3 separate regions of the Mus musculus genome follow, and regions 1 and 3 are each linked to region 2. Evidence: chromatin loops called from intact Hi-C (ENCODE). Cell type or tissue: left cerebral cortex. All regions are shown on one strand. Region 1 overlaps Psmb7 (proteasome (prosome, macropain) subunit, beta type 7). Region 2 has its middle 1.5 kb from the start of Nek6. Region 3 overlaps Nek6 (NIMA (never in mitosis gene a)-related expressed kinase 6).

Region 1 (2,500 bases), 82 kb before region 2:
AGGAACTTACTCTGTAGACCAGGCTGGCCTTGAACTCAGAGATTTGCCCACCTCTGTCTCCTGAAGGTATGCCACTGATACTGGCATTCCTGACAGGACATTGTGGGAACATTATCTTGTGCAAAGTAGAGAGGCGAAAGGCCTTCATCAGGTAGTCTGAGGGTGTTAGGGAAAGCACAAGGCTCCCCTGCTCTCTAGTGACAGCCATAGGAGCTGCTTTTTGGCAAGCCAGACAGAAATTGGCACCTATCCTTAAACTTAACACAGCCGTGGCGTCCCCAAGTAGTGAAGAGCCCAGAGCCCAAGAAGGTTACTTAGCTGATACGGTTTGTGGCTACCACAAACCTGCTTTACTATTTACTGTTTGCTAGCTGTGTGGCCTTGGGGCTCCCTCTCGGCCATACATTCTGATTAGTATGAGCCTCCGTAGGTGTTTGGGGATTGTAATAAAACTGGATAGAGATTATCCATGTGCCTGATTCTGTATTTAACATGTTATGGTAGGTACTCAGTGTGAAGTTTTCCATTTCATAACTGGGGGGTGGGGGTGGGGTCAAGGGGGAGGAGTCCTTAAAGAATCATCTTCTCTTGAATTGGTGAAGCAGCATTAAATGTCTCCTCAATTTGTCAAAGCCTTTACACGTCTGTATACATGATGATTCTACAAGTGGATCAAATTATACATAATACATTTCAAATTCTTTGTACTTTTTGAAATGTGCTTTTGCTGGGATTTACTTCCATGTGCAAATGTTTACAAAGCAGAGGGAGAGTCACCTGCACTCTGCAGCACCTCCTGTCCAGGTGAATGAATACAGACTAGACAGGCATGTGTAACAACAGCTCATATATTTCCATGCTCTCAGCGTCATCCTCCCTTGGGAATTAAGATCTGTGGTGCTAAGTGCTGCCTGTTGGTTATTTTTTTCTGTCCCATGTGTCTTGCTCAGAGCACTAGCTAAAGGGACAAGAACAGACAAAGGCGGTAGTTAAGTGGAGAAAAGAGAAGGGGGAGAAGGTCGGAAGCCCCGAGCTGGGGAGCAAGCAGGGCACTCCCAGCGAGCGTGCACATGCACATCTAAGGTTGGTTAATAAACAGAGTTGGAATGAGGTTGCATTTGTTAAGCCGGTGATTGGGTTTTGCTTTCTGTGTGGGAGCAGTCTCCACTAGCATCTCCTGTATACCACCTTTCCTTGTTTCTGGTAAGGCTTTTGTGGGACTGTTCAGAAACAGTTCCTGATTAGATGATTCTGTGAGGTGAATTCTCAAGGCACTGTGCAGATGCACACGAGAATAACTTGCTTCACTGCTCTTACAAAGGTGTCTGGCTGCTGGTTTGGTAAAGATCCCTCCCACTCTTGCAGAGCTGTCTCTATCCTCCTCTGGGTCTGTAGAGGGCACTACTGTCACTAGTATTCAAACCTGGCTCAGATTTTTCGCACAACTTGAAGCCTTGAATCTGCTCATCAAGGCTCTTAGACCAAATTTGGGGCAGTTCGGGTGTGGGACTTGAAGTTGGGGGTGGTGTTCCTGAGATGCGTGTTTTGTTGGGCTCAAGTGTCTGTACCCTTGTGTTGTTGGGAAGCAGCGGCAGCACACAGCTAGGAAAGGCTGGCTCACACCTGCCCTTGTTTCATAAAAGATTGCAGCTTGGTGGACCTATGTTCTGCCTTGCTACCTGCTTTGCTCATTTCCTGGATGCCTTTGTTTACAGCCTGCCTTCAGCTCTCCTTGAAGCCTTGCTGAGGCGACCTTTATTGTCTTTCCTACTCAGCCTTTGACCTCTGACAAGCCTTGGAGCTGTCACATGGGCCTGAACTCTTAAAATCCCAAGAGGATAAAGTTCTGGGACCTCTGTCTTTGGTCCTAGTGTGTCTCCCCTGGCATATGGGAAATTTGGGGAGAAACAGCAAGTCACTTTGGTAAACTTGTAAGCTCATAGGTTGGGTGGAGACAAATTCTGTGAGGGCAAAGTGGTCTTGGGTTTGGCTCTGGCAGCATTTCCCCAGAAATATGATTGTATTTTGTTATCAGCTTGTCTCAGCCTCACAGTGCTGATTTTGTCCACTATGTTATCTAAGAAGATGGCTTCCATAGGGGTTTTACCTTACTCTTTGACTTTATAAACGCAGCTTTGTCTTCCCCCATTATTGGATGGGAAGATTCTATCCTGGAGTCAACAACATTAAGATATTTTGATCATTTAGCAAACTGAGTCCAGGAGTCAAATCCAACCTAACACCCGTTTTTGTTAATAAAGTATTTTTGGGCCTGATAATCACCCTGTTTATGCTTAGTTTGTAGCTGTTATATGTTAGGTGTTGGCATCAAATAGTTGTAACAGACAATAAGTGTACCCTGAAACCTAAAGTATTACTGCCCAGCAGTAAGACTTCAGCAGAACTTATTGAGTCTTTCTTTAAATGACAGATACTGGCAGCATATAATGGAAGACATTGTAGTGAAGAAAGGGCATGAAGGACTTTGAAAAGTCTAGGC
Region 2 (2,500 bases):
GTAACCAATTCGTGGACCCTTCCCCACACCCATGGATTCCTCATCAGCTGACATTGCTCCTCTCACAGCCCTCGCAGGACCGAAATTGACCCATTCACAGAGTGCAGCAGGAGGTGAAGTTCAGTTGATAGCATGCTTTCCTAATCTCAGCACTAGGGAAATTGGGCACCTGTAATCTCTGAATTAGGAAGGCTGAGGCAAAAATGTCTGAAATTCATTCATTCTTGGCTATATAGCAAATTCCAAGCCAGCCTGGGCTACATGAGATGTTGTCATTCATATTATATATATATATATATATATATATATATATATATATATATATATATATATATATATATATATGTATATATGTATATATGTATATATGTATATATATATATATATATATATATATATATATATCAGTGTGTACAATAGTACAGTGTACAAATAGTGCCCAGTACAGTTCCAGAAGTAGGCACCTAGGATAAATCCAAGTCCCTGCCCTCAAAGTGCCAGTATCTCCTGGGGATACTGCCTTCCTGGGAACTCCAGGCCAGCCAAGCATCAGTGTGCAGAAGGTTTTTAGGAGTAAGTGGGCCAGCCAAATACCCAGGAGCCTGGGGGTGGGGGTGGGGGTGGAGGTGGGGGGAATGACCTGAGTTTGATCCTCCAGACCCACACAATGGAACAAAAGAACTCCAGCAAATTGTCTTTAACCTCCCCATGTCTTCCAAATTCACACCAAGTGTTGTATGTTAAAAACAAAAAACAAAACAACAACAACAACAACTGCCTTCATCTATGCATACTTAACAACCCCACTAGGATGTCCAAGCTTCTCTGGGGAGCAATTAAGGTGACTCCCACTTCCCCTCAGGAAGGGATGCTCGTAGCTGGGACAGGTATTGCTGCTTCTGAGTGTTCTAGACTGTCTGTGTGCCCAAGCACCTGCCATCTGTCCATTAATCTGCTGTACATGTCTGGGCACGGGATAGCAACCTGCTGAGTATTCAGTTAACTAGTCTACTTGAGTCCACAGTAATCAGGCCCACAACCTATATTACTCCCCCTGCCTGCCTCATGATGTTCAGCCATTGTGAGGGTGGCATCATGCCACCCATGTGCCCATTTCTTAGATGGCTTTAATGAGGCCTGTGAGCAAAGTCCCCCAGGTGGTGAGTGGTTGAACTGGAAGCAGATGACACAGATTTCTGGTCTCAGCAGCTTATTGCTAGGCAACCTTGTTCTAAGTAAGAAAGGCATGGCCACCAGCCCAGAGCAGCCAGGCTGGTCCCTGCTTCTGAGAGGAGGGAACTGGCACCAACAAGTTATCTCTAATGTGCACACATACACTGTGGATTGTGGCATGTGAGGGCACACACGAATAACTGTTGTTTTAAAAAATGAAAGCTTAACGCCCACTCTAGGAAATCTGAGTTTCTCCAGGAAGCAGACAGTAGGATAAATAAGGTTAAGCAGGCCGGAGGCAGGAGGACCAGGGCTGCTTTCTAAGAGGCAATGAAGAGTGGAGGTCTCTACTGAGGAGCAGAAGTCTTTGGAGGAGAGGGTATGGTTAGGGGCCTGCTGTGTTCTGACTGGGTTCTCTGCTGTAAAAACTGTCCTGGCAGAACAGCTAAGGAGCAGCGTCAGATCACTAGAAAGGACTTTCCCCAGCCTTGCTGAGTTCACAAACACATGCAGTGTCTTCATTTTCAGGAAACTGAAGCTCAGAAAGGCCAAACAACATGTCCCAGGTCTCACAGCCAGTGATGAACCTTAGAGGTCCGGCTGTAGGCAAGCGGTCGTTTTTAAGTGTTAAGAGAATTAGGGGCCCAGCTCATATACCACCACACATCCAGTGAACTATAATGCAGGAACAGGATGGGTGGGGCTTACATAAGGCATCTTCAGTCTCAAGGGATAGGCTGGAGAAACAAACCCACCCTTCTCCCGACCTTCCTCCTTCGCACCCCTACTTCCTTCTCTTTGGCTATGGACCATACAGATGGATTGCAGGCCCCGCTGACATGCTGTGACATAAAATCAAATTTAGTCAGCTCCAAGACCCTCACCATTCCTGCAACACCCATCTTTCTGCAGGGGTGGGGAGAAGGGAGAGGTGCAAGGGCCACTTTTGTTTTCAACTCACAGGAGTTTTTAGTGAGTCCCAAAATGAGTCACTGAAAAGAGGTACTTACTTGCAAAATGCCTCCCAGATTTAGCATGGCTGCCTCCCTGTGTGTGCACTAGACTTGCCTGTGCCTCCCACTGCCAACCACACTGGGAATGTGGTCTCAGGGGCAGGCTCTATGTCTGCCCTGGAGACTTTCAGGATGATGCTGTGTTACTTCATTATCACTGTGCAGTAGAGGAAGAGAAACCATTTTGGCTCTCTGCGCCTTCCCTGGAGCTCTCTGTGGAGAAGCAGCTAGGATCTGCTGCTGCTGGTCCAGTCATCAGGAAGGTGTGGCCTCTGAGGGAGACCTTTATTGTCTTCATCCCCTTCATGGGGGTG
Region 3 (2,500 bases), 69 kb before region 2:
CTTTCTGGGCCATTCTACTGTTTAAGCCAGAATTCCAAAGCAGCTTTCTCCAGCCCACTGGCTTGCTGGGTTTCCGTCCCCACTGCAAGGGGCTGGTACCAAGTGAGCCTTCAGCTTCATTGGCCACTCCACCTCCTCCACAGGGAAAGTGCACAGGGGCTTCAGCCAGTCCTCGGGGTTCAAGAAAGGATGTCAAGGGGATTATTTCTGATCTTACACACTTCCTGCCCCAGATCATGTTGGCATGGCGTATGTTCCACGGGGTCCACATGAATTCTCAATGGTTTAAGTTAAGCAGGAAGCAGAAAAGGCAGTGGTGGGGGGAGGAGAGAGTTTTGTCCTAGCTCTTTAAGCTGATATCAGGAGAAGACACCACAGGTGGTCTCAGGGAGGTGGCAGCCATGACTGCAGGACACCTCTTGCCAATTACCCAGTGCTGGGCCCAGATGAGGCCCCTCCTTGTCTGCTGGGAAAATATACACTTCTTTCCCTGATGCACTGCAGGGGTGCAGAGGGGTGCCAGTTTCAACAGAGCCCACTGTCACCCTTGAGGGCAGCCCATGAATGGCCATGGCTGCCTTTTGTCCTGTCCTTGTGGGCGAATATTCCTAGAGGACTGATTGATTTATTTGGCTTCCCACTGCCTTTTGCTCCTGCATAGCTACAAGGCACTCAGCGACACACTGCCAACAACTAGATCAACTGACTAAGCTGAGCCCTGCCGCCACGCTGGAAGCCACCTCCTCAGGTATGTGTGTAGGACTTAGAACAGCCTGCTTGGCTGGGAATCCATCGAGGCTATGGTCGTGGGCTTGGTGCAGACCAAGACTGGGCTGCGTTTGCCACTAAGGAGCTGTAACAAAGGCTTGGACAGGGACCAGGGCTGGCAGGAACAGAGGGAGCCAGCTGTCATCTTCCATCGGCCCTGGGGGATGCACAGAGCTCTTCTCTCAGGCAGACTGGCCTGTATTTGTTTATGTTTAGAGACACTTGTGACTTTAAGGGGACAGGAAGCAGTTTCTGAAAATACACAACAGAGGATGAAGAAAGAAAATGATAAGCCATCTGGACTAGGGACAGTATACATGAGAATAGGTCAAAGGGGACTCCCTCCATAAGGACCCAAGCTGAGCAGTGCTGAGACCTCCTGTTGGCCAAAGCAAAAAGGGAAATGTGTCAAGCTGTTGGGCTTCTAAAGCCTGGCAGCAAATGCCAGCTGCACAGCTCAGCTGGTTGATGGGTTCACAGAGAGGCCGGAGTGTCTGGAGCTGGGTGCCTCCATCGCAGGGCCTCATGTACTTCCCTCTCCAAGGCAGGGAGACTCCATCCCACACAAGGGGCTGACTTGCCCAGGCTGGGCTCTTGCCGGGCCCAGCATCTCTCCCCCAACGCCTGAGAGTTCTGTGGACATGCTCACAAACATGAAGTCAAAATTGCTTATTCTTGCTGACCTTACACATTAAGAGTATTTGGAAGCTCCTGAACAGCTGTCCCCTCACCCCAGCACCTGGCACGCATGGGCGATGCTCTCAGAGGAGTCTCTGAATCCATCTGATCTCCTGCCCTAGCCAGGTGTTCACTAAGACTATTCCTGAAACTGAAGCCCAGAGTATCAAAAAGGCTCGACCGGCCCCACTGTTGACTGCTCTGGCCTGAAAGGCCCATAGGCCTTCCCGACACTGGGCTACCAAGCCCCAGGAGGTGGCCCACCCAACCAGTCTACAAGGACATTCTAGGCAGCCCTTTCCAGCCAGGCATTTAAAATGCCTCATTTTCAGCGGGGGCACAGCTCGGCAGTAACGCTTCTCTGTCCTACCAGGCCTTGGCTCCACACCGTCCCCTGCAGACGAGAAAAATGCAGTGCCTGCCCTAAAGGATCTCAAGCTCCTGGCTCAAAAAGAAAGGCAAGGAACTCTGCACCTTGTAAAGAGATTTTGAGTTTTGACCTTCAGGTTGACTAGTCCAAGCTAGACCCATCCCCCCACATCAGCTCCAGGGAAGCAAAAGACAGATGGGGTTCCAGTGCTAACCCTAAATCGATCACCTGTCTGCCAACCTGCATATTAGGATTCAAATGTTGTGGGGAGATGCCCAGTGTTCAGTGGAGTCTCTTGGGGATGCCCAGTAGTGGGTCCTAGGTGCAGCCACCAACATAGAGACATCAGATGGCCCAAGCTTCACCCCCTTCCTGGTGGCCTGTGCTCCCCAGACCCATTCCCAGGAACCCCCGACCCTCCCACCAGGGCTGAGATGGGTAGAGCTTATGCTTCTTATGTTCTCATTCTGAGCATACTAAGATTCAACAGTCCTGTCCCTGGCTCCAGGCTAACTACCAGATCTGGAAACAGCCATGGATGGCCGCATTCTACAACTAGGGAGGCAAAGGGTCTGCAGTGAGACCCACATTGTGGATCTGAAAAAAACAAAACTAAACAAACAAAAAAAAAAAAACAGGGCACCTCCTTAGGGGAGTAACACAGGGGCATGAGCTAAGAAGCCT

The links. A loop is a pair of places that touch in the nucleus more often than their neighbours do. Peaks named below come from ENCODE experiments on the same cell type or tissue, not always from the same donor. Only the 100,000 strongest peaks of a DNase experiment are listed, where the experiment ranks them.
Region 1: it touches region 2 in a loop (2.7-fold over the local background); 4 of 42 quality-filtered maps call a loop at or near these places.
Region 3: a loop joins it to region 2, with 2.0 times the contacts of the local background. A loop is called at or near these places in 4 of 42 quality-filtered maps.

What each region holds. Positions count from the first base shown.
Region 1 is chr2:38,591,161-38,593,660 of GRCm38, reverse strand. All of the region lies in intron 6 of Psmb7 (proteasome (prosome, macropain) subunit, beta type 7), which reads left to right. Among named protein-coding and RNA genes, the nearest start is that of Psmb7, 51 kb to the left of the region's middle. In left cerebral cortex, a CTCF peak has its summit at 1,388 (motif pointing right); a DNase peak (open chromatin) is centred at 1,392.
Region 2 is chr2:38,508,974-38,511,473 of GRCm38, reverse strand. It overlaps a transcript of Nek6 not described here. Among named protein-coding and RNA genes, the nearest start is that of Nek6, 1.5 kb to the left of the region's middle. In left cerebral cortex, a CTCF peak has its summit at 1,146; DNase peaks (open chromatin) are centred at 1,207, 1,615 and 2,244; H3K4me3 peaks cover 238 bases; H3K27ac peaks cover 1,356 bases.
Region 3 is chr2:38,577,693-38,580,192 of GRCm38, reverse strand. All of the region lies in intron 8 of Nek6 (NIMA (never in mitosis gene a)-related expressed kinase 6), which reads right to left. Among named protein-coding and RNA genes, the nearest start is that of Gm35808, 46 kb to the right of the region's middle. In left cerebral cortex, no CTCF peak of the experiment used is centred here; DNase peaks (open chromatin) are centred at 777 and 1,211.